Regions from separate parts of the Mus musculus genome. Here regions 1, 2, 4, 5, 6 and 7 are each linked to region 3. Evidence: chromatin loops called from intact Hi-C (ENCODE). Cell type or tissue: left cerebral cortex. All regions are shown on one strand. Region 1 has its middle 52 kb from the start of Tmem252. Region 2 has its middle 4.2 kb from the start of Fxn. Region 3 holds the start of Pip5k1b (phosphatidylinositol-4-phosphate 5-kinase, type 1 beta). Region 4 has its middle 39 kb from the start of Tmem252. Region 5 overlaps Pip5k1b (phosphatidylinositol-4-phosphate 5-kinase, type 1 beta). Region 6 holds the start of Fam122a (family with sequence similarity 122, member A). Region 7 has its middle 57 kb from the start of Gm50341.

The links. Hi-C counts contacts between places; a loop is a spot of excess contacts. Peaks named below come from ENCODE experiments on the same cell type or tissue, not always from the same donor. Only the 100,000 strongest peaks of a DNase experiment are listed, where the experiment ranks them.
Region 1: a loop joins it to region 3, with 2.2 times the contacts of the local background. A loop is called at or near these places in 3 of 42 quality-filtered maps.
Region 2: a loop joins it to region 3, with 2.8 times the contacts of the local background. A loop is called at or near these places in 2 of 42 quality-filtered maps.
Region 4: a loop joins it to region 3, with 2.3 times the contacts of the local background. A loop is called at or near these places in 2 of 42 quality-filtered maps.
Region 5: a loop joins it to region 3, with 7 times the contacts of the local background. A loop is called at or near these places in 16 of 42 quality-filtered maps.
Region 6: a loop joins it to region 3, with 7 times the contacts of the local background. A loop is called at or near these places in 12 of 42 quality-filtered maps.
Region 7: it touches region 3 in a loop (2.2-fold over the local background); 7 of 42 quality-filtered maps call a loop at or near these places.

Annotation. Positions count from the first base shown.
Region 1 is chr19:24,619,692-24,623,691 of GRCm38, forward strand. No RefSeq gene overlaps it. Among named protein-coding and RNA genes, the nearest start is that of Tmem252, 52 kb to the right of the region's middle. In left cerebral cortex, a CTCF peak has its summit at 2,330 (motif pointing right); a DNase peak (open chromatin) is centred at 2,310.
Region 2 is chr19:24,282,793-24,286,792 of GRCm38, forward strand. No RefSeq gene overlaps it. Among named protein-coding and RNA genes, the nearest start is that of Fxn, 4.2 kb to the left of the region's middle. In left cerebral cortex, a CTCF peak has its summit at 1,652 (motif pointing right); a DNase peak (open chromatin) is centred at 1,644.
Region 3 is chr19:24,555,531-24,559,530 of GRCm38, forward strand. It overlaps Pip5k1b (phosphatidylinositol-4-phosphate 5-kinase, type 1 beta), which reads right to left and starts at 342. Exons shown (of 15, transcript NM_008846.3): 1 at 235-342. It overlaps Gm50341 (predicted gene, 50341), which reads left to right and starts at 802. Exons shown (of 2, transcript NR_169181.1): 1 at 802-854; 2 at 1,478-1,880. In left cerebral cortex, CTCF peaks have their summits at 92, 784, 1,258 and 2,102; DNase peaks (open chromatin) are centred at 223, 542, 727 and 2,063; H3K4me3 peaks cover 1,352 bases; H3K27ac peaks cover 868 bases.
Region 4 is chr19:24,632,961-24,636,960 of GRCm38, forward strand. No RefSeq gene overlaps it. Among named protein-coding and RNA genes, the nearest start is that of Tmem252, 39 kb to the right of the region's middle. In left cerebral cortex, CTCF peaks have their summits at 1,836 (motif pointing left) and 3,688; DNase peaks (open chromatin) are centred at 1,824 and 3,697.
Region 5 is chr19:24,299,457-24,303,456 of GRCm38, forward strand. All of the region lies in intron 14 of Pip5k1b (phosphatidylinositol-4-phosphate 5-kinase, type 1 beta), which reads right to left. Among named protein-coding and RNA genes, the nearest start is that of Fxn, 21 kb to the left of the region's middle. In left cerebral cortex, CTCF peaks have their summits at 1,635 (motif pointing right) and 2,097 (motif pointing right); DNase peaks (open chromatin) are centred at 1,676 and 2,086; H3K4me3 peaks cover 367 bases.
Region 6 is chr19:24,475,722-24,479,721 of GRCm38, forward strand. All of the region lies in intron 1 of Pip5k1b (phosphatidylinositol-4-phosphate 5-kinase, type 1 beta), which reads right to left. It overlaps Fam122a (family with sequence similarity 122, member A), which reads right to left and starts at 1,753. Exons shown (of 1, transcript NM_026520.3): 1 at 58-1,753. The coding sequence starts at 1,635. The coding sequence ends at 781. In left cerebral cortex, a CTCF peak has its summit at 1,556 (motif pointing left); DNase peaks (open chromatin) are centred at 965 and 1,790; H3K4me3 peaks cover 2,405 bases; H3K27ac peaks cover 1,439 bases.
Region 7 is chr19:24,611,023-24,615,022 of GRCm38, forward strand. No RefSeq gene overlaps it. Among named protein-coding and RNA genes, the nearest start is that of Gm50341, 57 kb to the left of the region's middle. In left cerebral cortex, a CTCF peak has its summit at 1,800; a DNase peak (open chromatin) is centred at 263.

The DNA of each region.
Region 1 (4,000 bases), 64 kb after region 3:
GACATAGACGTCTTGTTCAGGGCTGAGCACTCAATGTATTCTCAGCACTTTGACCATTGTGAGGCTGCATTCTTCGTTGCTCTCTGCACTACAAAAGCGTCTCTGGTCGAAGCTGACAGTGGCACTATCTACAGGAGTAAACACACTCATCTGGGAGGCAATTTGGCTACATTTCCATCTATCAACACATCGGCAGTACATCCCTCAGGCCTGGGACCCTGCCAGCCACAGGCTTTGAACAGGTTTGCAGACCTAGCCCATCCCACAGAGCAGACCACAGATCAAACTGGATAGTGCTTATTTAGCCCCAAAACATTCTTTTCACTATTGACCCGGTGAGCATACTTTGCCTGACGGGTCAGAATTGCACCTGCAGAGTCTGTGATGGTTTGTATTTGCTTGACCCAGGGTGTGGCCTTGTTGGAGTGGGTGTGTCACTGTGGGTGGGGCTTTAATACCCTCATCTTAGCTCTCTCAAAGAGTCTTCTCCTAGCAGCCTTCAGATGAAGATGTAGAACTCTCAGCTCCTCCTGCATCATGCCTGCCTGGATGCTGCCATGCTCCTGCCTTGACAATAATGGACTGAACCTGTGAACCTGTAAGCCAGCCCCAGTTAAATGTCCTTTATAAGAGTTGCCTTGGTCATGGTGTCTGTTCACAGCAGTAAAACCCTAACTAAGACAGGGCCCATAGCTGAGAGAGATTACTGCTGACTTTCCCCTCCCAGCAGCCTACATAGTACTGTCCAGCAGTATGGAAACTTGCCAATAGGGGACTTTCAGCCTCAGCTCCATTTCTGTGATCTCATTTAAAGCATGCAGTGTCTCCAGCAATAGGCTTCATTATCTACTTCTGGTGTCCCGCTCGTGCCTTTGAAGATGTTATGTTCAAAGCACGTAAGCTAGCATGTTGCTAGCATTTTCCTGGCTGGGGGGTTGTTTAGTGTTCACTCCTGATAAGGTTCTAATATGTACAAATTGTGTCCTCATTGGTATAGCACCTAAGGAGCAACCCCTGCCACTGAGCCCCGTTAGTGGGGACATTAACTGATTTTGAGTTGAGCTCTTTACTCGGAGTCCGAGGGAATCCCCTGGCCCCCAGTAAATAGTCTGTAGCAGATACTAATGGTGCCTGCCATTTTGCCTTCTTCATTCTAAACCTTCCCTTTGTGTTATAAGAAGTGATTCTGGAGAAGACACACAATGACTAGATTGTTAAAAAAAAAGGAAAACATCTGGCTTAGCATGCATCGAGAGCCCTTGCATTGATGCATCAAGAATAACATTAGCATGGTGTGGGGATGCTTTCTGGAAGGGGAATACTGGATTTCTTTCATGCATTATTCCTTATATACCATCATCAAAAGAGATGCCCCAGCCAAACCATTTAGGCCAGAACAGCGCAGCCATGACTAAAGGTCCCTGCCAGCACCCACTCTCTGCCATCCGCAAGTTTAAGATCCGTGTGGAGGACAAACATCCACACTGCAGCAGAAAGAACTTCAGACGGAGACTCAGCGAGCTCACAGGCTGACTTCTCCACACAGTCATCTCAACAGCAGGTTTCAACCTGTGGGTCGAATGACCCTTTCTCAGGGTCACCTGAGACCACCAGAAAGCACGGATATTTACATTATGATTCCTACAGCAGAAACCTTACAGTTATGAAGTAGCAACAAAAATAGTTTTATGGTTAGAAGTCACGCATAACGTGAGGAACTGTATTAAAGGGTCACAGCATTAGGAAGGTGGAGGACCACTGGTTTAGGACAAGCATATCATAAACTGGACTCTTCACAGCTCCCACAAACCCTTGCCTGCTGTAGAATTCAAATCAGTGAACAATACCATTGTGTACCCAGATGCCAGGGCCAAAAAATAAATAAATAAATAAAAAAAAAAAAAAAATAAGACGCACCCTTAACTTCTTCCTTTCCTGACTCTAACTAGCAACTTTGGTTGGTTTTACTAACTAGGTTACTAACTAGGTTTTACTAGTTACCTTTGGTTGGTGTTTTAGCACAAAAACAGGACGGGCCGCTTGCCAGAAACCCATTTTGTCCACTTCACACTGTCTCCTCTAACCGGCTTTATTTCAAGCCACACAGATCAACCCAAGGCACAGGTGGCTAGAATATGTCCTTGAAAACATATATGCAAATCACACACGCTCATGCAAACCAGAAATACCTTAAAAATTCCTGGAAATCACCCTGACTTGGCATATCCAGGACACACCTCCAAATTGAGGTTTCTTATTTTAATTGAGATTGGTTTCTACCAGAACAGTCACTACTGGGGCAGGTGGAGCTATTTAAACCTTGAACCACCAGAGGGCGCACCACCACGCCACAACAGGCTTGAGGAATGGGAGAGGTCACGTTTGAAAAACAAAAGAATAATAGATATGTGTCTACACACGCAAAACACCTACACATATAAAATATTAGATATTTATTATTTATCATTCATTTATTTTAAATATTATTTATATCCAAATTTAAATAATAATTCATTATTAGTTTAATGAAATATTTTTGATTTAATTAATTTAAAGTTAATTTATTTTGTTTATTTATACATTATAAATTTATAAGATAAATATGATTTATCTATAGATTATTAATTTAATAATATTTAATTTAATTTATAATTAATTAATTAATAGGCATTTGTTTTAAGTATTTATTATTTAAACCCTATTTTATTTTAATGTGTGTGGGTGTTTTGCCTGCATGAATGTCTGTGTCACATGTGTGTGACGGCTGCCCACGGAGGCCAGGAGGAGGTGTCAGACCCCCTGGAACTGGAGTTACAGTTATTATGGACATGCTCGGGAAATGCCCCCATCCTCTGGAAGGGCTGCAGTGCCCTTAAGCCATTATTTCTTTATTTATTCTGAATTCAAGCCAGCCACCTTCCTCTACTTTTTGCCATATGCATGGATTCAGGCCATACACACACACACACACACACACACACACACACACACACACACATGTTCTTTCTTTTTTCCGAGACAGGGTTTCTCTGTATAGCCCTGGCTGTCCTGGAACTCACTTTGTAGATCAGGCTGGCCTCGAACTCAGAAATCCACCTTCCTCTGCCTCTCAAGTGCTAGGATTAAAGGCGTGCGCCACCACACCCGGCTGGTCTTTCTTATTATTGAATGAAGAAAAGCAACTATGAAACTTCAACTATTCTTTTCCTCAAGGTCAAGCTCCATTTAATATTTTTAAATTATTCATCGTTTGTACGCATGCGTTTGTATTTGTGCATATGCATGTGGAGGCCACAGGTTGGTTTAGCTACACTGACCAACCAGCGAGCACCAGGGGTTCTCAGGTCCCCGCCTCCCCACCACTGAGCCTACAGCACTTGGCTTTTTAATGTGTGTGCTGGGAACCAAACGCAGGTCTCTATGCTTGCATGGCACAACACTCAACTAGCAGAGCCATCTCCCCAGCCCTTCAAACTCCATCTGTAACAGTCTTGTCACATGTCTCAACTTTCCATTTAAGAACTTCCTTTTTTCCCCCAACATAATATATTTATTGATTATTTAGAAACTTCACACACTGCACCATGATCACCCTTGCTTCCCACTCCTCCTAGGTCTGCCTTCTTGGAGCTTGGTCAAGCTCCCAGTGGCCAACCCCTTAAAGATAACTGAGCCTGCCCCCCTCTTCACTTCCTCCGTAGGCCATCTTCTCTGAAGAGCTACACTTAAGCATCTTGATCATACTTTTTAGGGAGTCTCTTCAATGGCTTCCTGTCTAGACTGGTTTGGTCAGGGTTTGGGGGGTGAAGGGGTTGTCACAGAACCCTTCAATGTCTCTCCTTCTCAACTCTGAGTCTGCAGTCATTTATTCCACTACAGAAGATGCTTCCTGCCCACAGCAGCCAACAGCAGCCAGGATCGTGGACTTCCTCCTAGATTTCAGTGGCGTTCCACAGACCACATACTTCAGTACGGTCTCAGGCAGCCATACAGAAAACGG
Region 2 (4,000 bases), 270 kb before region 3:
GGTGGTGGTGGCGGCGCATGCCTTTAATCCCAGCACTCAGGAGGCAGAGGTAGGCAGATCTCTGTGAGTTCGAGGTCAGCCTGGTCTACAGATCGAGTTCCAGAACAGTCAGAATTACACAGAGAACCCCTGTCTCAGAAAACCAAAAACTAAACTAAACCTAAAAAAATAAAAAAATAGAAAATAAAAAACCCCAAAACCCCTACTGATTAATAAAGTGTGTGAATCAGTTAACTGATATGAGTGTTTTTGAGAATAGGTAAGAAACAGCACTAATTTAAATAATAATTGCTAACTATGAAATGTGTGATGCCCAGAAGAGAGGAGGTTGGGCTTATTTGCTGGGCCTGACTTCCAGCAGCATGCCTTGGGGTCCTAGGAGTCAGCATTTGGGAGAGGGCTCTCATCTCTACAAAACCAAAATTATTCTTGGAGATTTATCTGAGGGGTCACAAAGATAGAGGCAGGTGGTGTGGTTGGAACAACATGTTATTTATTTGTGGATTTTGTTGTTGTTGTTGTTTGCTTTTTGAGACAAGGTCTCACTATACAATCCTGACTGACCTGGAACTTGCTCTGTAGACCAGGCTGGCGTCAGACTCACAGAAATTCATCTGCCTCTGCCTCTCAAGTGCTGGGTTTAAATGTGTCTGTCACCACATTCGGCATGTATGGCAAGTGCTCCATCTTTGAGCCCCATCCTCAGCTCTGAGATATCAGCCTTAGAGGGTGGCTTGTATTGATTAAGGAGTTGGCATAGATGTAGCAGCTGTCCCTCAAGGAAGCTCTGTGCTGTGATAGAAATACACATGGCTTTGTGGGCTCAGCTGCTGTATCTGTACAGCACAGCATTCAACAGGTGAGAAGCATGCTTCTCATGGACACACAAGGGAGTTCAGGACAGGAACTCAGCAGGAAACGAAACAGAGACCATGGGCGGGGGTGTGTTTTGGTGTGTGTGTGTCCCGGGGGAGTGCTGCTTACTAGCTTGCTCCAAATGACTTGCTTAGCCTGCTTTTTATACAACTCAGGACCACCTGCCCTGCAGATGTTAACAATGAAATAGAGATATATAATGAGCTGAAATGTCCTTCAAGTTCCCTGCAGAAAATCTCATTCCCCAATACATTCTGACCAAACTGTATTTGCATCCAGAACCTTGAAAGAAGTGACTAAGGTTGTATAAGGTCATACGACCCCAAATCCAGTGTATATCTGTATTTATGAAGAGAGGGTAAGGTTAGGGCTCTAACTCAATAGTACAAAGCTGTGGGTTCGACACCACATAAAGAAAAACAAGCCAAGTGTAAGCTACCTCCCCACAAGCTGTTGGTAAGAGAGGTTCAAACAGTCTCCCCAACAATACAGACTATTGTCATTGCTCCCGACTGTCCACCAGAACTTGACAAGAAGACCCAATTGCTGCAGACTCCACACACGTTGTACTGCCTGGGGTAGCTGCCGAGTCAGAAGTCAAAGGCCTGAAAACAGCGCTCTACATGTTGATGTGCTGGAGACACAACTAGTAGTCAGTCATAGGTCAAGTGTGGTCATGCTCTCCTTGAGGATTTCTCAATGATGACCCTTTGACCTCCTTGCTGTGGGGTTGCCCCAGTCTGAGTTTCAGCAGCAATCCTAGACTCCAACCACTAGGTGGCAGTAGTGCCCACTCCAGATTAAGTTGCTATACTCTAATGTTTCTAGACACTGCAATATCGTCTCTTGGAGTGTCTGGGGCAAAATTGTCCCCTTCAGTTTCTTTGTGCAAGTTTGAGCTATAGACTTACAGCAATCTCTTTTTCTTACTTCCAAGTTTGAGATAATTTTCATGACATTGTCCAAATTCCTTCAAACTTGGTTCTTATTTATAGTTAGTTTTTTTGAGTCAGGGTCTTGCTAGGAAGCCCAGGCTGGCTTGGAATTCCCTGTTCGCTTGCCTCCAGCTCCTGAGTGCTGGAGTTATAGGCACACACCTCCATGACTGGCTCTATTTCTCATTTCTCAGAGTTTCAGTTTCCTCACTGTCAAATAGAGCAAATGCCTTAGGGCTTTACATAAAGACAGAATAAACAGCTTGTGAGAAATGGAAATCCTCAAGTGTGGGTCACACACATGGTCAGGTGGCTAGTCTTGGTGGTATTTAAGAGGCAAGTTCTATACCCATGACTGCAGAGCACAGAAAACACTCCGTGGGTCTCATCAATCAGTAATCAAGAAAATGCCCTAAAGATTTACCCACAGACCTGTTTGATGCAGGCATTTTCTCAGTTGAAGTTCCCTCTTCCCAGATGATCCTGGGTTGTGCCAAGTTGACAAAACTAGCCGGCACAACACACCTTTCTGTTCCTTACTAGCCCTACAAGTCATTAGAAATAGTGGCCTGTGCTAAGCTCCTTGGCCCCAGGCCACAGTACTCTGTCTCCTTCACCAAGATCTTTTCACCCCTGGAAGGAAGGTCAGGTGGTGGCTGCAGCCTCCTGGTTACCAGGATCCTCTCTGCTACTATTCACACCTAGATCTGATCGCTAGTCCTGGGCTGATTTGCTTTATTTTGAATAGGGGACTCTCATCCTTGCAAATTACATTTCTGTCTTAGTTAGGGTTTTACTGCCATGAATAGGCACCATGACCAAGGCAAGTCTTGTAAAGGGCAATGTATAACAGGGTCAGAGGCTCAGTCCATCATTATCAAAGTGGGAACATGACAGCATCCAGGCAGGCATGATGCAGGCAGAACTGAGAGGTCTACATCTTCATCTGAAGGCTGCTTGCAGAATACTGCTTCCAGGCAGCTAAGATGAGGGTGTTAAAGTCCATACCCAGAGTGACAAGCCTACTCCAACAAGGCCACACCTACTCCAACAGGGCCACATTTTCCAATAGTGCCACTCCCTGGGCTGAGCATATACAAACCATAACAACTCCCAAACTCCCTTCAGTTTGTCCTAAAGTTTCTTTGGGACATGGCAGGAGCAACCTGGGTGGATGAGGATTACAATACAATACATTACAATAACAGACATTATAGCCTGGAGGGCAGTGGTACATCAGAGAAAAGGCTGGTGGCTGTTTCCCCTCTTTCTTGTCTTACCCATGCAGGTGGTATCTCCAGTAGTGACTGGGTTTCCAGTAGTGACTGGGTTTCCTCTGTGATTCCCCTTCTTACTGGGCAAGTCACCTTATTTTAGCCACCATTCCCAGGCTCTGATCCGCCCCCCGCCCCCCTTTCCAAGATCTCTGGTTGTAACAGGCAATGCAGCTTTCTGCTTCGTTTAATTTTTATGAGACTCCACACTTTCTTCTTTCACATCAAGCACCGGTGCAGTGAAATCTCTGCATAAAATTTCCACCACAGTTGTCTTCCAGGCTGGACAGCAACTGTTACCTGTATCTATATTCTGGACATCATAGTCATGTAAAGTCTTTCTTCCGTAGATATTTTCAATTACAGGAGTGTCTTAGTTAGGGTTTTACTGCTGTGAACAGACACCATGACCAAGACAACTCTTATAAGGACAATATTTAATTGGGGCTGGCTTACAGGTTCAGAGGTTCAATCCATCGTCATCAAGGTGAGAACATGGCAGCATCCAGGCAGGCATGGTACAGGCAGAGCTGAGAGTTCTATGTCTTCATCTGAAAGCGGCTAGTGGAGGACTGGCCTCTAGGCAGCTAAAATGAGGGTCTTAATCCCATCCCCACAGTGACACACCTACTCCAGGAAGGTCACATCTCCTAATAGTGCCATTCCCTGGGCCAAGCATATGCAAACCATCACAAGGAGTCTGTTTTTAATCTGACTTCTAGTTTTAATCTCTATTTCACTACCTCACTGCTATTCTTTCTTCTTGCTCAGGCTTGTCTTTCCATCCACCCCACCCCACCCTAGTTCAGCTACCTATCCATCCACCAGTAGGTCAAGTGTCTATAGATCTAAGCCCCATGGTTGCTAATGATACAATGAGTAAGGATGCTGACCATTGTATGAGTTTATAGTCGT
Region 3 (4,000 bases):
CAGGGTAGCGAGGCGGTCGGTGCCCACGGGGACTGCGCAGCTGTGGCCCCCGAGGAGCGAAGGTCCTGGTTTGACGACCACGGGCGCCCCCTCCATGTCACCCCCAGCACAACTTGGACAGGCAAAGTGGAAAGGTGGAGAGCAGGTCAGGTCCCAGCAGAGACACACAGAGCCTCAGGCGCGGCGGCAAGGGAGGGTGTAGGCAGGGTTGCCGGGGACGCGCAGGAAACTTACCTCCTTCGGCCGGCGTGCTGGAGCCTTGGCGGCCGAGACCAGTTGCGCCACCGCGGGCAAGTTGTCGGGATGTCGTGGGTTCTCCGGTGGCTGCAGCGGGCGGCGGGCGGCGGGCGGGGCGGAGCCGGAGCAGCGCCGGGGGGTGGGGTGGGGGGGCGGGCAGGTGCCGGGCCCTGCCGCGGGGCCACACTGGGCTCGGACGCGCGGCGACGGGGACGCGCGGCTGCGAGTGTGCAATGCGCGCGCGCCGCGGCCGGTGTGCGTGTCCCCGCGTTCCCCTTCCTTCCCGCCGCTCCTCTGGTCGGCAGAACGGCAAGCGGACCACTAGGACCAGACAGCGCCGGGTGGCGCGGCGAGGCGAGATCGGGGGATGGAGGCCGAGGAGTGGCGGTGCCCCGCAGCCACGGGCCCCCGCACGGCGCGCCGGAGTCCGAGCGGGGCGGGCAGCGAGCAGGCTGCACGGCGGCCGCGACTCCGGGAGGCTGCAGGCCCCGCCCGCCGGCCGCCCAGGCTCTTCCCCTTTTCTCTCCACCCTCTGCTCTGTCCCGCACGCCCTGCAAGGAAGCCAGACCGGTTTGCAGCAGCAGAGCAGCCCGCAGTCGGACCTAACGCTCTAGTCGGTGCGTGGGAGATTGTGCGCCCGGGCCACTGTGCAGCCAGGACTCAGAGCAGGGGTGAAGCGGCTCCCTGAGATTAGCGGGATCCTCCAAAGCTCCAGAGCTTCTGGGAGCTTCTCAGAGTCTCGAAGCCTCACTGCTGTGGACTGTGTTGGGGTAGGGCGTGCCGCTGCCAGTGTCCCTGGCCACCAGTCGGGCAATGCCAGACTTGACTCCTCTTCCTTGAGGAGCCAGCACTTAAGCAAGCAGAGCCCTCCCCTATACCCCCTTTATCAGGAAGGGACGCGCAAAGGTTCTGAGACCACACTTGTCTCCCTTCTAAGGATAGCAGGTGCTCTCAAGAAGGACGATCTATCCAACAGGTTAGGGATGGGCTAGTGAGGGGTCCCGCGCCATTGAGCTACAATGGGGGCGCGCCTGCTGGAGCCACTTGGAATCTCACTAGGTTAGTTTAGCTTCGAAGAGGGTAGGGGCTAGATCTAAGGATCCGTTTGGAGTTGTGCTGTTCTGAACGCTAAAATTAAATTTATCTAACAGGCACAGGAAGAGAGCGACTCCCTCCCAGTTGGGTCGAAGCAAGTGGTACAGTTCAGCTTTATCACTTCCTTCCACTTTCCCCTCCTCAGACAAAACAAAACACTTGTGGGAAAGAAAACTTGCGTTCTGTCAGAGGAAGACCAGCATTTGATGACCCTTGCTTGAGGACACTCCCTTGAGGCTCTACAAAGAGCACCTGCAGGCAGTTTTGAAATCTTTTAACAACCCCACCCCCAACCCCAACTCGAGTGAATTTGTGGTGGTTTAGTATCACCCTGGAATGAAGCATAAAAATTCCTTTATAACAAAAAATGCATTGTTCTTAAAGTTTTATTCACGTAAAGCTGACAAATCAAATAGATGTGTATTGTTAGGGACGGTATCTCCAGTGTTCTTCCAGGTGTGTGTGGCCGCTACTAGCGATTTAAGGCATCACTAACTTAGGACTTGGGTCCAAGCATTCTGGACTTATTAAAGCACAGAGTAAGAACATGTGTGTGGTCCAGCTTGCACGCTTTTCAGATGAGAAAACCGTAGCCCTAAGACATCCAGTAACTCACAGGCGAGGACACAGTTTTCCTTACTCTTAGTCCTTGAACAAAAAGTAACAGCAATACTGACTTAACAGAGTTCAAGATGGGGCCAGTGGAGGGGGCAGCAGAGAAAGAGCAGCGGATCAAAGATCAAAGAACCTTGCAACCAACTGCTGTGAATCACTGTATAGGGGGCAGCATCTCACCGCTCTGAGTCGCGGGCTGGCTGGAATCTGGGGCTGGGGAAATCAGTCTCCCTGTCGCGTGCCTCAGACTTCCACTCTGAACTTCAAGGAGTGGGAAGTGGATTTGCTTCCCAGAGAGGCGATGCCATAGGGGATATGAAAACAGGCGAAGCCAAATCTGAATGACCTCTCAGTGGATCAAAAGCGCTCAGAGGCGTTAGACTCCCACACCCCAATCCTGCACAGCTGCTTTCTCCATTAGAACCTAATCTCCCAGGCAAACAACCTTGGGCTTCTGGTAGAGAAGTCCCAAAGCCAACTGCTTACAGGACATTTGTAGAGATAACACGGTGAAACTGGACTCTAAGAATTTCCCCACGAGCCTTATACCCCATTGTTAGTTCCATGTATGAAAGACAAAACAAAACAAAACAATCCTTCCTGATCTACTTATATCGGTGGGATTTCAGGAAAGCCATCCTCTATTGGAAATGAAAGATCATCAATGTCACTAGCAATAGTGACTTGGCCAGAAAAATCGTGAAACCTATTTAAAAACTAGAAAATAATCATTTAAACAAAGTCTTAAAATTATTATTTATTTCCATACAGAGGAGACATGTATGTTTCTTATAGCAGATATAACAACAACAACAACAACAACAAAACAAAAACAATAATGGCTCCCAAGTAATAGCTTCCCTCTATCCAAGGCTTTTCCTCCTGGAATCTACCACATGATCTACTTTGGCCAATGGAGTAAGTACACTCATGATATAATGGTAGTCTTCAAAACTGTGCATTTCTGTATCAGCTCTTGGAATTCTGCCATTCCCAGGAGAACAAGACCTACCTCTAGACAAAGACCATTGCTGGAGGAAGTACATCACTGGGGGTGGGCTTTGAGGGTTTATAGCCTCACCTTACTTCTCTCTCTCTCTCTCTCTCTCTCTCTCTCTCTCTCTCTCTCTCTCTCTCTGGTTTTTTGAGACAGGGTTTCTATGTGTAGCAAGAGCTGAGTCACCAGCGGGGGTCACCTTGGCTAGCCAGCCCTCCTTTGTTTTCAGAGGAACAAGCAAGTCCCAGTGAGCTTAGTCAGGCTTGGTCCAGATCAACAGACCGTATATACGCAAACCATAGGCTCATAACAAATACTAAGTAGCTACTGCTGTAGACAACTACTTCAGTTATTTACTGCTTCATGACAAACTGCTTCACCTCATGAGAAACACAGTATCGGCTGCTTTACTGGAAACTCACTTGGCTTTATTCACCAGGCAGCTAGACAGAGTTGCAGGGTGCTAGAAGGCTTTGCTCACATAGCAGGTAACTTGGTCCTCAGTGATATAACTAACTTCTTACTGCCCAGATAGCTGACTTGGGTTTCTCTGCAGCAAGGCACCCCTACTTCTTCTGTGCATCTAATTTCTAAAAGGGGGTGGCTAGAAACTGCCAGGTATTGTGAAGCCTGAACGTGGAAGTTCTCTGTTATTGTCAACTCTGGGTAGTTTATCTACTGTGTAGACTGCAGCCAGGGAATCAAAAACATAAGAACCCCAGGGGAAAGGGTTGTAGCCATTGACATGGGACAGTAGCGCCTTTGCCTTCCACAACGTTAGAGTTGCCTTCTTCTCATGGAAATATAATTGCTAACCAGACAAAAGGGCTTACATGTTTTGTATAGCTTGATTTTTCTAATTGCAGAGGGCTGATTTACCCCCAAGGACCCTGTGCTCTCTAATTTCAAGTTCACTCTTAACATTGACCACATCTGAAATCTGATGTCTACTTTCCTTTTTTGTTTGTTTAATCTTCCTTTACTCTTTTCTATTTCTTCTGATCACTCTCTCTTCCTCCCTCAGCTCCCCCGCCTTCTCCTTTCTCCTTCCTGCCC
Region 4 (4,000 bases), 77 kb after region 3:
TCCCAATCTGATTGATGTTGAAAACCTGGAAGATTTCTGGAAAGCCACTGGTCCCCAGTCCCAGTGGAAGCTTCGAAATCCTGGTTCTGGTACTGGCTAAGGAATCCGAAGCAGTGATAGGGTAAATCTGCAGGGAGAGGGAAGGCCAAAGGAACAAAAGGCAAGTAAGCTTCCTGCTGCCACACCTTTCTTATCTGGGCTGCTACCAGAAGGTGCCACCCACATAGCAATCAAGTAATCAGGACGATTCCTCAGGTGAGGCTCTGGACTCAGGTGTGGCCTTGGCCAATGGATGTAGAAGTCCCATGGGGCAGCTGGAAGACAGTCTTGCTGTGAAGGTTGGTTTTAATCAACTTGCTAGACTGTCTTCTAGCTGCCTCATAGAAATTCTATATCCATTGGCCAGGACCACACAGGGAAGGACAGAGGGCCCAAGGATAGTCTGACTTACAATGGATCACGAGGCAACTTTTGTTGGTTCTATGTATTTAGGGCTGAACCATATCACTTGGCCTTATAAATACCTCATGTACATTCAATGTAAAGAAGGGGACTGCCCAGCATTTGTATCCTGAAGAGAGGTGGGGTATTTGGCTTCATTGCTCCTTATTGAAACAATGGGAGAGGTCACATCCTCCTGGGTACCAGGAAACACATCAGGAAAGAAAGAGGCCTTCAAAATAGGTCTTGAGCAGTGGGAAGGACATTAGCAGGATTGAAAGAAAAGGTCTGCTTACAAAGTCAGTCTAGAGTCCTTCTCTCATGAGGTTTTATGATAGTTCCTGAAATGAGAGCTTACTGCTTATGAATCTGGCTTGAACAATGATAAAGGTTGCAGAAGACGCTGCTACTGCTTTCTATTCAAAGGCCCAATAGCAAACCATGAAGACGCTCCTATCCAGCCAGACCTGTGAACGAAGCTATGCCCTACACTTACACTGTCCAACTAGTATCATTCTAGACATTCTAGATACCAGTGCCATCCATGTCCCGCTCCCCCTCCCCCACTATACCATCCACATGACTGTACGGCACTGAAATACAGCATCATCACCAGCCATCTGTGGGTACCACGTTGCCTTGGGCTGCGGTTCCAGGTGAAGGGAGGGTACGTACTAAGGTGTAGAGCGACATTTCTGGGCTGGGTGAGTAACACTTTTGCCAGGGTAATTATTCATGTTGTGGGTTATCTTCAATCTCCTTCAATTCCTCCCTGCTATAAAAACCCAGTATCCAGTCAAAAGTCTTAGCTGTGTGCAGAAGAGGTACTCAAAGCATAAATTTCATCATTGTCTTTATCTTTAGCACCAGAGCCCTTTGCAGTCACACTTGGGGAAGCACACTGACTCCCCCAGAGTCCATCGGCAGCTCTATTAAATAGGCACGGATAGAGGTGACTTGTGTGGGAACTGAGTGGGCTACTTTCTTATGGCCCAGGGTGAGAGTTCCTGCCATCTGTACATTCCATATTGACTGGCACTACCTCAGGAGTAAAGCAGTAGGAGATATTTTGCATTCTGAAAGTTTCTTGAGGTGTGGCTGACTTGAGCACACAAAGACAATCTATTTTTCAAACAGTTTTTTGAAGAGCCTGAACAGGAGATAATGATTTTTTTATTGGGTAAGCGGATGTCAGATAGACTCAAATGAGACAGAATCCTGGGTTTGGAGGGCACATTTCCACAGGCTCGGTGCACTCAGTGTAAAGCCCGACTCTTAGGTGAAAGCATCAGGACATCTTCGTAAGCAAATACAAACTTGAAATCTCACAGAAGCACGAGGACCTCGCCGTCTCCCTCTAGTGGTCGAGCTGTGTTTCATCAGGTTGAATCTTGGGATGGGGACTCTGAAGCCCTCTTCTGGAGGGCAGGAGAAGCCTTCTGCATTTCTGAGCTTGCAGATTGGCTACAAAGAAGCCTCCTGACTGACTGAGTGCAAAGCCAAAAAAGGACAGACCTGCAGGAGCCACTGCTAAACACTGAATCCCCTCTATGATAATTTGAGAGTATTTTCTCCTTCAAAGACTACTAAAAGCAGAATAAAATAAATTTTTCCTTTGCTCTTTCAAAATGGCTGAATTTCTTGTCTTTTGTTTGTTTGGGTTTTTGATTCTTAAAACAGGATCTCACTATAGCTAGGCTAGCCTGGAAGTTGCTATATATTCCAGTATGGCCTCAAATCTGTGATCCTCGTGTGTCTGCCATTTGAGGGCTGGAATTATTGACCCATACTGCTGTGTCCAGCTTGTGAATCTTTTAAAAAATAAACACATTTTCTTATTTAGCTATCCTGCGGTGTTGGGCATGCGCTGGTACTTAGCTAGTTTCAGAAGCGTTGTGTCTCATTTCTCAGGTGATTTCTGTAGATAGAAAGACAGCTACAGAGAGCAGATATTATGGGCCTCAGAACACTCCCATGGACTCAGCTTGACATGAGTGACGCCATCTTGCCTCCACAGCTGCCTAAAATAACACTATTCAGTTTTCCTCTGAAGTTTTCCAAGAAACTGTAAGCGAAAGCAACCAACCACCACCACCATCGCCATCTACCAAAACCAACCAACCAAACCATGAGTAGAATGTGGGTCTTTATAGGCAGACCCTGGGGCCGAGAATGTGCCCAGCTCTTTGATATTCTCTTAAGATAGGCCAGGTCCACTCCAGCTAAGGTGAGGTCACTTTCGTCCCAACCCTTCTTTTGTCCCAAGTAATTGGATCCACTTAGTCTTGTTGTCATCCAGGGCCATGTGTTTTTGTCCGTAAGTTCCACGATAAATTGCAGTCTATGAGATCCTGCATCTGTCCCTTTCTTCAGTCTCCGTGTACCTGGGCCTGGGTTTTGCTAAAACATCACTGCAATGTGGGGTAGGTTTTGCAGACAGGAAGTGAGTATCAAAGACCAGCGTGTCTATTTCTGACTTAGAGTCTGTGGAGTTCTGACCACACAGCAGATGGGCACCCATAAGTTTCTTTAGGTATAAAATGGAGTTAGTTCTGGTTTCCTTGAGGGATTATTGTGAGGAGGGACAGAGAGTATGTCAGGTGGTACATCACTTGGTGGCAATACTAACCACCAAGAATAAGCAAGAAAAACTCAGTGTTTATTGTTTATTTCATTATTGTTGCTTGAGACAGGGTCTCCCTATGGCCCTCCGCCTGGCCATGAGCTTGTGAGCATAAGCCCCTAAATGCTGGCCTAACAGCTCTACTCCATTAAGCAAGGTGGACACCTGAAACACGCTCTCTCTCTCTCTCTCTCTCTCTCTCTCTCTCTCTCTCTCTCTGTGTGTGTGTGTGTGTGTGTGTGTGTGTGTCTTTGCTTTCTTTTTTAAACAGTACATAGCTGATATTACCATTTGTTCAAAATCTCAGACTTTTAAAAAGTGGCTCTTACTGGGTGGTGGTGGCACATGTCTTTAATCTCAGCCCTTGGGAGGGAGAGGCAGACAGATCTCTGTGAGTTCCAGGACAGCCAGGGCTACGCAGAGAAACCCTGTCTCAAAACCAAACACACACACAAACAAAAAAATTAAAGCTAATAAACAAAAAACCAAACCAAACAAACAAAAGTCTGGCTCTCACTCTTTACACAAAACCAATAAAGCAAAGAGAGGTGGCTGAGGTCTGCATGTGGCTCTCTCACTTCCTCCCACCCAGCTAACCGGCTGGATGGATGCCGCCTGCAGCCTGCAGGGATTCGAGGATTTCCAAGAAACTGTAAGCGAAAGCAACCAACTGGATTCCTCTCTCCAGTCTTCTCCCTCACTAGTTTGCTGCTTCTCTCTAACAGGACTCCCTAGTCCTGCCTGCATTCTAACCTGGGGCAGAATTAGCAATGAAGACTGTTGCTGTAATCATTCTGCTTTATGTAACAAACTAAATATATTCCACCTTGTGGTTCTCTCTGCAGAGCGCACGTTTCCCTTCTCACCTTCTGTGCTGTGTGCCCGCTGCCAGTTGTGTAGAAAAGAACACTCATTAAAAGCGTTGATTTGTACCTT
Region 5 (4,000 bases), 260 kb before region 3:
TTGGGAGATGGGGAACTGAATCCAGTGCTGATATCATTTGACAAAGAGCCCAGGCTTTGGTTCCTGGCTGCTTTGTCATCAGCATGAAGGGCTATCCCCAGCCACACTAGAGCTAAGGACATTGTGAAGCCGAAGGCTCACCAGGCCCTGTCTGTGGAAGTACGGAGAGGTAGTGCTGCTTTCTACTGGAGTACACGATGGTTGTCATGGGCTAACCCATGTCCCTCTAAGGTGGAGGCCCCTAACTGTCATTCACCCAGAGTATGGCCTTGTTTGGAGACAGGGTCTTTACAGAGGAGATCTGTTTAAATGAGATGGTAGATTAGGTCCTATTTCATCAGGACGAGTGTCCTACTAGAGCAATGGTTCTTTTTTTTTTTTAATTTATTTATTTATTTATTATATGTAAGTACATTGTAGCTGTCTTCAGACACTCCAGAAGAGGGGGTCAGATCTTGTTACGGATGGTTGTGAGCCACCATGTGGTTGCTGGGATTTGAACTCTGGACCTTCGGAAGAGCAGTCGGGTGCTCTAACCCACTGAGCCATCTCACCAGCCCGAGCAATGGTTCTTAATCAGCGGGTTGTGACCCTTTGGGTGGGGGTGGGGCACAAATGACCCTTTCACAGGTGTTGCCTAAGACCATCAAAAAAAAACCCACAGATGTTTACATTATAATTCATAACAGTAGCAAAATTACAGTTATGAAGTAGCAATGAAAATAATTTTATTTGTTGGGACATCACCACAATATGAATTGTATTAAAGGGTCATGGTATTAGGAAGGTTGAGAACTACTGTTCTAGACACAGGGAGTTTGGACCACACAGACACACACAGAGTAGACATTGTGTAGACCCAGGGAGTAGACAGTTATCTGTAAGCCAAGTAGAGAGGCCTACACAGATTCTCTGGAAATGGAGCTAGGGACCCCACTGACACCTGACTGTGAACTAACTCCCAGTCTATAGAGACACGAAAGAAGACCTTCCTACACTCTAAAGTGACTTATCCTAGTGCTTGGCTGTGACAGCTCTAGCAAAAAGAAACAGTGGCCAGGAGCCCCACGGATTTAAAGAATACTCTTGTCTTTAAATTATCCATATTTTCATTTTATTATATTTAATCCTACTCCCCTAAGCAGGATAGGTCACAGACAGCATAAGGGAGGCCTGGAGCACTGGGTGTTTGTTGCTACTATGTTACACTTGCTGACGCTTCTCGGCCTTTTGGCTAAGATCAAGTGTTACCCTTGCTGTCTCAACTGCAGAAGTGGCATTTTCTATGCTGGATTAAAGGGTCAAGAGGAGGCTTTCCCAGAGACTAAAGTGGGTGAGAAGCGCATGCTGGAGTCTGAGAGATGAGCCTCTCTCCTCTCTGTTTTGCACGATTCTAACTGCAGCCTCCAGGCCAACCTGAGACGGCAGATGCTAGGCCTGTGGTATGAGATGCCTTTGATGCCCAAAGACTCTGCTACCTGATGAGCTGAGATGCATTATGCTGGAAGAATGTGGTCAAGTGCACCAAGAGGAAACAGGTTATTGAGCCCCATACTCACTCTTCATTAGGTTTCAATAGAGCCTTCAGTCACTCCCCCAGACCCATGGGCAGAGCTGCCTTTTCACCAGTAGGTGGCAGCAGAGGGTTTGTGGAAAGGAGGGACACCGATCAGTGAGTTTGTGGCTGTCAATCATAGGGGCTTGCTTTCAGAATCAGAGGAAAAGTGATTCCGACTACCAGTAAACATATGAAGCCCAGAGAGGTTGCAAGCACAGGTAGCGATCTGTCCTCACATCCGCTCTGGGAGCAAGGCACTGTGGGTATGTTGTGTTCAGACCCAGGGCCTCTAGGAGGTGACACATTTCTGTTGCTTAAGCCACACAGTTTGTGATAATTTCTTACAGCAGGAGAGTAATACAGGCCAACAAACAAAGGAAAGCCAGGCCTTCAGGCTCCTCCCCTGGACCCCTTCTCATGTACTGTCAGACTTGGTCAGCTTTGTTTATATTTTTAAATTTTATTTTATTATTTTATATGCATACGTATTTGTCTGCATGTGTATCTGTGCATGTTTGGTGCCTGGAGAGGCCAGAAGAGGGCACTAGATCCCCTAGACCTGGAGTAACCTAGACCTGGGAATCCAGCTCCCTCGGGAGAGGCAGTGGGAATGCCAGAGTTTCCAATCAACACCCCCTGGGGCAGCCGGTACTGGCTTAAGCAGGTAAAGATTAGAGACCCTTACTGATGCGGTGTGGCCGGGGAGGCATCATTCACCTCCAAGCCTAAGGATTCAAGTTCAGAAACTCAGCTTCTTTTTGCCAAAGCCCCTGCTTTGAGTTTTCTAAGACCCCTGTGACCTAATTTGTTGAGCGTTTGTCTTGGTATTTTCTCAGGCTTTCCTCCCACACCATGGCGTGGCAGCTGTTTATTCAACCACGCTCACTTCTTTGCCACCCTTCTTCCCATGATCAAAGGGTAGCATTAACAACCCCAAACACACCGAATAATCAAGCTGTCCAAGGGCTGACAGTAGGTCAGCACACTAATCTCCAATACTAGTATGGCAGAGAATTGGGGGTGGGGTGGGGTTTAACTGTTTCTTTTCCTTACATGCAGTTATTTTTGCACTTCAAACAGCCATTTTGCAGAAGCACTTTCACAGATAAAGGGCGTGTTATTGAGAGGATGCTAATGTGGCCAGTGTAAAGGCAATGGGATTGAGTAACAGAAGGAGAGAAGTCGCTGTTGGGTGGCAGCCATCCTTTAGATTTCTCTGTTAATAAGAATGCAATTCCTTCACCTCTCACTGACAACCCGTTCCCTGGGAGCCACGAAAGGGCACTCTCTCCCACTCCATTTCCCAGTGGGAATGGCTTTTTGTTGGTTCCCCTCCCCAGGCAGGCTGCCTTAGCATCCCAGGGTGACAGGCAGCATCGGGGGCTGATATCCACGCGACCATCCCGCTAGGAGAACGGCAGAAGCTCGCATTTCCCATCAGTGCGGCCCACTCAGTTCTGTTGTTTGCTTTTCAATACCCCAATCTGTGGCTCATCAGCTCAGCATTCAACAGGAAACATCTTTGGTCACACTGGATAAAGCCATCTTAAAAAACCATCTCCCTTGGATTTGAATATTTGCAAATGAGCCAGGAAGCCGAGGGGTGTACAGTGTGAAGGTGAAGGACCTCTGGAAAGCAGTGTTGGGCGAAACATTGGTAGGACCTGAATTAAATGCCTGAATACTGAATGATGAAACTGTTATCTCTCCTCAGAGGTCAACCATCCTTTTAAATTCCAGTTCAAGTTACAGAGAAAAGTCACAAGGCCTCTGTAAGCCCAAAGGCACAACTTTGGGTGGATCCCTAAAAGGAAATCTCAGGTTACCCAATACACACAAATCAATGTGGTGTAAGTCTGCATATTTCACAGGGATATAAATTAAATACTTAGTTTGGATCAGTTGACCACAAAGTGGGTTAGGATATCACTACTAAGAAGGAAACATCGAATCTTCAAGGGAAAAGCCTCACAAGAGACCTCACACTACACTGGGTGACGTCACCAAAGAGAATGTCATCCCAGAAGCCTTCAGGGCCGTTCAATTAAAGATGGCTGGGATAGAAATGGTTGGGATCCAGAGCTTTCGAATTAGGTCAAAAAGAAAGGAGAGAGAAGTTGCGCAGGCCAGACTGGATTTTCTTTATCATTCTTCCATAATGTAGAGGCAAATGAAGTCACTGATGGGTAGGCAAGAAGCTGAGTCTTCCCAGTTGTAGGACAACATTAAAAAATAATAAAATATCTCCAGCAAGAAAGCACACCCCAGAACTACAAATTAATGGTGTCTAATGTTCTAGACGTATTGCCTTAAAGTTTAAGTGAACCGTAATGCTGTGTGTGTGTGTGTGGGGGGGGGGCGGTTAGAGAAACTGCAGAGTTTGGGGAATGACTGTCCCTTCTTTGGAGAGCCAACCGTGTGCGACTGACTCCCTCTGATTCA
Region 6 (4,000 bases), 80 kb before region 3:
GACTATACCCAAAAGAATGCACTTTCTGGTTAAAAATGTTTTCACAAAGAAACTTGTCATTTCTGTACTTGTATTAGTGTGATTTACCAGAGTTACTATGAAAAGTGTTAGAAAATGTCCGTAAATATTTACTTTATATACTGAATTTTAAAACATTTGCTGCAAGTGCTATTTCTCCTTTTGTCGTTTTTCCCTCCCATCCACCTTTCTGCCTAGGACATTAAATACCAAGGGCTCCTGGGTAAACTAGACAACCAATGGACTGATATGACTAACATTCTTTTTAAAGCTGTAAGTAGGTAAATTCTTCAGTAGATGTAAAATAGCAACCATTGAAAACACCAAAAATTAGTGTGCCATGAACTATGGAATTTTAAAACATCAGTTTACTAAACTGAAATTCAACATTTATATTTTCATCAGAACTTAATAATCCCATAAATAAATAGAGCTCTCAATTATTTAAAAAATCAAGGGATAACATATGTATTTAGACATATTAGCAGCGTAAAATGTATGCTTCAACACACTTATTGATAAAAAGTCCGAAAATATTACTACACTGAATTCAAGGGCATCCCCAGGAACCTGACATAGAAATTCTCTAGAATAACATTTCAGGAATTTCCAAAAAGAGGGAAGAGTCAAATAGGAAACGGCTTTAACGTAATCGACAAAGTTCAGTGCTTGCTCTAACTTGATTTTTTTCTTTCTTTTTTTTTTTGTTTGTTTTTGTTTTTTTGTCTCTCCATTGGGGGAGGGGGATTCAAGATGAGTGAGTCACTTTGAGGAAAGTTCATCTACTGGAATAAAGGGGGAGGCTGCTTGGGCGGGCGACACAGGAGAGTCGGTGGTAGTGCTGACTTTCGCTGGTGAGTTACAGGAAGATCCGGCACTGCTGCTGTTTCCATCCAGGGTATCGGAAGATACGCACACACCGGGGTCTGACAGCTGTGCAACGTCAGAAGACAGCATGTTGGTGATGCCCTGGAAAAATCTCTTTGGCTGATAATCAGTTTCCATTTCACATTTTCTTTTCAATGGTCCAAGAACACTTGGTCTAATGCAGTTGATGGGACTCTGGCTTCTCCGGGTGGTAAATCGGGTGGTTGGGCTGGGAATGGGACTTGGAGGCAGTCCGTTGCTACTCACAAAACTTTGCAAGGACGGTGAGAAACACTGCTTCCCAATTCCCCGGGTCGGGGACGGTGCCGGAGACACCGGAATGAAATCGATGCGCTTCGGGGAGGCGGATTTCTCCACGTCGTTGTCACTCAGGCTGAAACTTTCCTCCCAGGAGTGGCTTATCTGCATTGCGGTCTGCACCTCGCGCTCGTGAACGGTCTCTCGGTTGATCAGGTCCATGCCCTCCTCCTGTTTGATCTGGTGCAGGCGGCTGCTGTGCATTCGGACCGGCGAGGCCGGGAGCAGCAGGCCGTGGCGGCTCGGGAACGTCGTGCTGTTCCGTCTGGCGCTGGGCGCCTCGGCCTGGAACACCGGCGACGAGTCGCTGAGGCCGTGGATCAGGGGGGCGCTGTTAGACCTCCGCAGGCCCCCGCCGCCAGGGCCGCCGCCCTCCGCCGGGCTCGCGCCCGCGGGCAACTCCAGGTCCAGCTCCATCTTCTCCTGAGCCATGGCGCGGCCGGGAGGCGGGGGCGGTGCTCAGTCAGGGCCCTGGGACTCCCATTCCCCGCGGCCCAAGGCCGCCGCCGCCGCCGCCGCCTTCGAGAATCTGTCAGCGGGTTCGCGCCTCTGCGCAGGCGTGCCCCTTCGCGCAGGCGCCCTGGCACGCCCGTTCTCGCGGCGCCAGCTTAGTGCGTCATGGCTGCGGCGCCGCGGCGGGGGCAGGGGGCGAGCAGTGGTTGGGCGACTCCAGTGTTCGTTTCTTCCGCAAATAGTCACTGGGCGCGGGCTCGCGGGAAGGCAGGTTACGGAGGCCGGGGCATTGAGAAGTGTATGTGCTTATGAAGCAAGTGTGAGCTCAGAAAGATAGGCCCTTGGTGATGTGGGGCTTCATGATTGAGCTTGGCCCGGCCTGGTGGGCTTCCCAGAGGGAAGTCTGAAGGAGGCCACGGCGGCGCTTTGTAAAACTGGACTGGAAGCAGGGAGCCACTGCTACCCAGCTAGGTGACAGACAGGAACCAGGAGGACAGGGTTGTTAGCCTGATGGTGGACAAGAGCAAGTTCTGGGCTTTTTTTGAGAACAATGAACTCCCGGGCGTTCTCAAGGAAGCATATTAGGGTACAGGAGCAGCCTTTGGCTGAGGTCTGAGGAAGAAGACATGGGATTAGAACCTACAGGGAAAAGGCCAAAGAGGAGGTTGATTTACACTAGGACAGAATCGGGGAGGGCCAAGAGAGAATAGTAGACTTAAGGCGGTTGGGAGGAAGAAGCTTTGTGACATCTTTTTTAAAAAAGTTGTCATATTTCTGCCGTTAACCGTGCACATACTAATGTTCACTTGGTGTGGGAATCCAATGAAAGAAAAAAAAAAGACACATTCATAGATCAACAGATTTTTAGCTTATGTAATTAATACAAAACTTTGTATCTCATTAACAGGGAAGTTGTATGTGTTCATTTATTCAGTCAAGTCTCCTATTCGGGCATACCTACTTACTATGTACCAGGTACTGTGCTAGGAAATGGACTTGTGTGAGGACATTCAGTTTCTACTGGGTGGGAGTGGGGGATGAGAAAATAGGGGACTTTTGGTGGTATGGCTGGAGGTAGAAGTGGGACGGTGTGGTCAAGCACTACCTATATATAGCCCTTGAGGGGCAGTTGGGCAGAGTTCAGTTGTAAATGACAAATCCTGTGGACTGTGGGAGGTGGGGGCAGGGCCGAGTGTTCCAACCAATGCGAAGGGCCAACATACCCACCCGTCTGGGGAAGAACAAGGAAAGAAAAATCAAGAAGGAGACAGGTGACCTGAGAGGTCAACGGACTGAGCGCCCAGTCCTATGATTATAAGTCCCTGAGCAGTATTAGGCAGGGGAATAATAGGCTTGGGCTTTATCTGTTATGGTTTGAGATGGAGTCTCACTAAGTCATTGCTCAGGCTAATCTCAAACTTCTGGGCTCTAGTGATTCACCTCACTCCCAAAGGAAGTAGGGCTAAGGGCATATCGTGCCACACTCAGCATGGTTTTTGCTTTAAACACCATGGAATGAGCTGAAAGGGGGCCAGAGGCAAGAGTGGAGGCCAGAAGATAGAGTAGAAAGCTGCTACAGAGAGCAGAATACTGGGGTAGGGTTGTAACAGTAGGGAATGGGGAGAAGGGGATCCACTGATGTCATCTGGGATGAGATTTGCCAATAGGTTAAATTTCGGTGTTCAAAGAAATAGGGAGGCGGGGAGGAGATAAGGGATTTTTGGAGGGGAAGCTAAGAAAGGGGATAACATTTGAAATGTAAATAAAACATCTAATTAAAAAACAAAAAAAGAAATAGGTAATTTAGATGGTAATGTCAAATGAATAGGAAAGGTACATGGGGTGGAGGTTGAGTTTTCAGTTTTGGTAGGCTTGAGGAGTTATATATACAAATCTGGCCACTTTGAGCTAAGAGTTTTGTTTTGTTTTCGAGACAGGGTTTCTCTGTGTAGCCCTGGCTGTCCTGGAACTCTCTCTGTAGACCAGGCTGGCCTCGAACTCAGAAATCCGCCTGCCTCTGCCTCCCGAGTGCTGGGATTAAAAGTGTGCGCCACTACGACCAGCTTTGTTTTTGTTTTAAGATACAAAGGTCAGTGACAGTCAGCTTTGCACAGCTTGTTAATGGTGGGAACCAAGACTTGAAGCTAAGTCTCCTGTTTCCCTGCCCATATATCTTTCCACTTGGTCTCAAACAGGTTTTAATTGAAGTTCTTACTAAGTATGGATCCTGAAGATAAAATAACGTTAAGTATTCATACCTGTTAAAGAACTAATTTACACGATGCCATATCCCATTAAATCCTTGCCCACAACAGCATCAGGGGTTAGCTATTATTCCTGATGC
Region 7 (4,000 bases), 55 kb after region 3:
TTATGCACAGAGATATATACACATCCATCTCATTCTCGTGTCCTTGTCTTTTCATCTTTAAAATGATGGGAAGAGAAGAAATTGTCCCTTAAATAACTCCCATGTATGAGTAAAGCTACACACAGCTCCAGACATTTTCGATAAGTTATCCCCACATCTTATTTGATAGCTTCTCTTTGATTGTACTATATATCGCAGCTCTAGAAGCCTTATAGCTCCTCTGCCAGCATGTGGGAGGAGAAGGTTTTTCTTCTCCTTCTCTCTGTGATCTGTCTCTTCAAAAGATGCTCAGATGAAGGTTGCTGGAAGACCATAGAGCTAACAGATGCTCTCCCATCCGTGGGGGAATGCTGCAGCGTGTAGATCAGAAATCAGTCCTTGAACAAAGATCCCCCCCCCCCCCCCCGCAGACTCATAGCATTGGGACACTGCAGAGAATCTGCTGCCACTCATGGGGACTTTACCTGGTGAGTTGGACTTAGGGTTGTAGACTAAAATACTGTATAGTCACTGAAATCTAGGTTTCAGGTAAAGCCATTTGCTTAAGTTGCATAAGTTAAACATAGTGGCCATGCAGAGGGAGTGTGTGCATCTTAATAGTGTATTCACTTTTATCTTGAACTCAGAATTCATGTGTTGAATCTGGCAGCAGTATTTGGCGTGGATTCTTTTTTTGGTTTGAACCTGAAATGTCTCCCACATTCTTGTGTGAACACCTGGCAGCCTGCTGTTGCTGCTGTTTTAGGAGCTGTGGAGACTGACAGGAAGCAGTGGGTCACTGGGGGGGCGGGGGGGATTTTAAGCCCTGTAGTCTGGTTCTGTTTCTGATCAGCCACAATGTAAGAAGAAGCTGCCTCCTCGTGCCCCAGCCACCAGGTCAATCCCAATGTGATGGGCTATGGTGGACAGTGAAGGTGTGAGCCCAGATGACCTGTTGAACAAGTTGCTGCTGTCTGACATTTTGCCACCGAATGAGGATGGTGGCACAAACTCCCACTGTTACTTTTCCTAGACTCTTCACCAAGCCTCAGGTATAGTGAAAACACACAAACTGTGTTCTTACTGTAGAAATAAAGATGTCAAACTTCAGACTGTTTTGAACATATGAGAAAAATCATGAAGAGATTCATGTGATAGGATGGGTATTCCTTGTTCCCTGTGGTCATGACAGAAACTCGAATGAAAGTCTGGCTCCAAATTTAGAGAAAATGAAGTTGTTTGTTTGTTTGTTTGTTTGCTTGCTTGTTTTCACACTTTTCTTCTTGAAAAAAGAAGATGGGCTTTTTTTCCCCATTTCAAATGTTAAGGTAAATAAAGTATTATTGGATCATCTAGCATTGGAGTAGGATGCCTTGGTTTAGGGATGCCAGTGTTTCCTTGTAGGAACTGGTAGCTATCCTTAACGAAAAGATGCACAGATAGGTAGATATGAAAGGTGGATAGGTAGGTAAGTGGGTAGTTAGGTAGATGATAGATAGATAGATAGATAGATAGATAGATAGATAGATAGATAGATAGATATGCAGACAGACATTGGATTCTGAACATCATGGGCATGTGTTTCTGTGTGCCTCATCATTTCTGAGTGCCAGAAGGGAGCCCTCATTTGGGCTCGGCCTCTATGACAAGCTCTCGGACAAAGGGCAGTGTGAACACAAAGTCAGCTCTGTCTTGGCAGGCTTCCCTGACTACCTGGTCTTCATGCCTCTTCCTAGCATTGTCCCAGCTCCAGCACACACTTAGATACCTCAGCACCTTAGGAGGGAATCAACAGGACACAGTGCTCCCTGGAGGAGAAAGCAAGCAAACTATTTACACAGGGAGATTGAGTCTGATTCATTAACGAACTTGCATTGTTCTAAGATCTCCATGACCGGAGAAACATACCACAACCTTTATTTCCACAGATAAATAAGGTTAAGCCTTAAAAAGACTCAGTAACATATAAAGTAACAGAAAAAGATTCAGTAATTTTTTTAATTGGGTATTTATTTCAATTACATTTCCAATGCTATCCCAAAAGTCCCCCACACGCTCCCCCACCCACTCCCCTACCTACCCACCCCCACTTCTTGGCCCTGGCGTTCCCCTGTACTGAGGCATATAAAGTTTGCACAACCAATGGGCCTCTCTTTCCACTGATGGCCGACTAGGCCATCTTCTGATTCATATGCAGCTAGAGACACGAGCTTGGGGGGAGAGGGGTATTGGTTAGTTCATATTGTTGTTCCACCTATAGGATTGCAGATCCCTTCAGCTCCTTGAGTACTTTCCCTAGCTCCTCCATTGGGGGCCCTGTGATCCATCCAATAGCTGACTGTGAGCATCCACTTCTGTGTTTGCCAGGCCCCGGCATAGTCTCATAAGAGACAGCCATATCTGGGTCCTTTTAGTAAAATCTTGCTAGTGTATGCAATGAAGATTCAGTAATTTATGAAGAGATCAGTTTAACACAAAATGACATTTCTTTTCCATTCTGCCACAATCACTTTTTAAAAAACGGTTGTCTTTGAATGTCTTTGCCCAGCCACCACTATTCTCTAGTGTGCGACACACGATTCAGATGACACACTGATGCCACCTGCTTGGCATCCTCAGGCATCTGATCAAAATTTCACGTTCGTGTTTGAAGTCCCTGCATCAACATCGTTTAATGCTCCCGGTGGCTGTGCAAAGACTTGAGTGGCAGGTTTCAATCAGTGCGGAGAACACTGATAAATATGCTCAGAGCCAAAAGGTGTTTTTCCAGAATCCCCCACCAGTAATTAGAATGCCAATGTCCTCTTTCCTTTGGCAGAGTCAACAGCAGAGAAGACTGTGTGACCCATACAGTATTAGGTGAAAGTCATTATACTCCCAGGAATCAGATTTAGATTAGAAGGACAGCTAAAGAAAGTGGAAAAGTTGGAATTAAAGAAAAAGACACTGTTCAGTCTAATTTGTATTTTGTTCATAGATCCAATCTAGTAAAGATCTCTGTCTCCTCCAAGTATTCAATCTGCTTTGTTACTAATAATAGCGACAATGACGACGACGATGACAACAACCACCACCACCACCACCACCACAACAATAAAATGATTGGTGATAGACTGGCTGAAGAAGTCATAGGCAATGCTCTTCAGTAGCATGCTCAGAGAAATGCTCTGGGGTCCCATGGGAATGAGCAAGAGGCAGTGGTCAGGAGTGTCCTTATTTCCCTCTTGGTCACTGTGCTGTTGAGCAGCATTCAGAGGAGCAGCCATTAAACTCACTCCTGGTGCGGTCGAAGCTGGTCTGTTCTGGCCTCTGTTTACAAAGAAGAAAGAGAGGGCAGGCAGGTGTCCAGAGCATGCATCTAGGAAAGGATGGTTGACCATTGTCTGTAATGGGTGGCTTACCTCAGGTGATAGAACACTGTTCTTTGATTATGTTTCCAAAACCAAGGCACATTCAGTGGTCAACTCTGCCAAGCAGATCCACCCATGTCTCTCTTGTGTATGTGCTTTCCTCTGTTTACTCCAGCAAAGAGCCACAGAATCAGGGTCAATTTGCCTTTCTATTGCCTAAATATCAAAAAGATGCTACCTCCCAACTCATTTAAACCTGCTGTTAGCCTCCCTGGGAAAGACTATCATCAATAGTACCATCAACTGGGGCATAGAGTAGAGAAATATTTCCAAGTCTGGTAAGTGGCAGAGTGGATGTTTCTGATCACTTCACTCTAGTTTTGATTATTGCCAATGCACCGCAAAGCTCTTACCCTTAGCCTCAGTTCTCCTAGTGACTGGAGAATAAAGTTTCCTGAGTGAGAGAGGTGGGGAGGGAGTTTTAGGAGAAGCAGACTGATAGGATGGAGAAGAGAAAATATGCTATGGCTATGCTCTTAACCTCACGGAACAGTTGGAATCAGCTCAAGGAATGGAATTCAAGGCTTCCCAGCGAGATGTTAGGGATCGCCTTAAAGATGGCTAGGTGATTTCAGAGAGAAAAAAAAATCTACTTTAGCAGCTGCCTCATC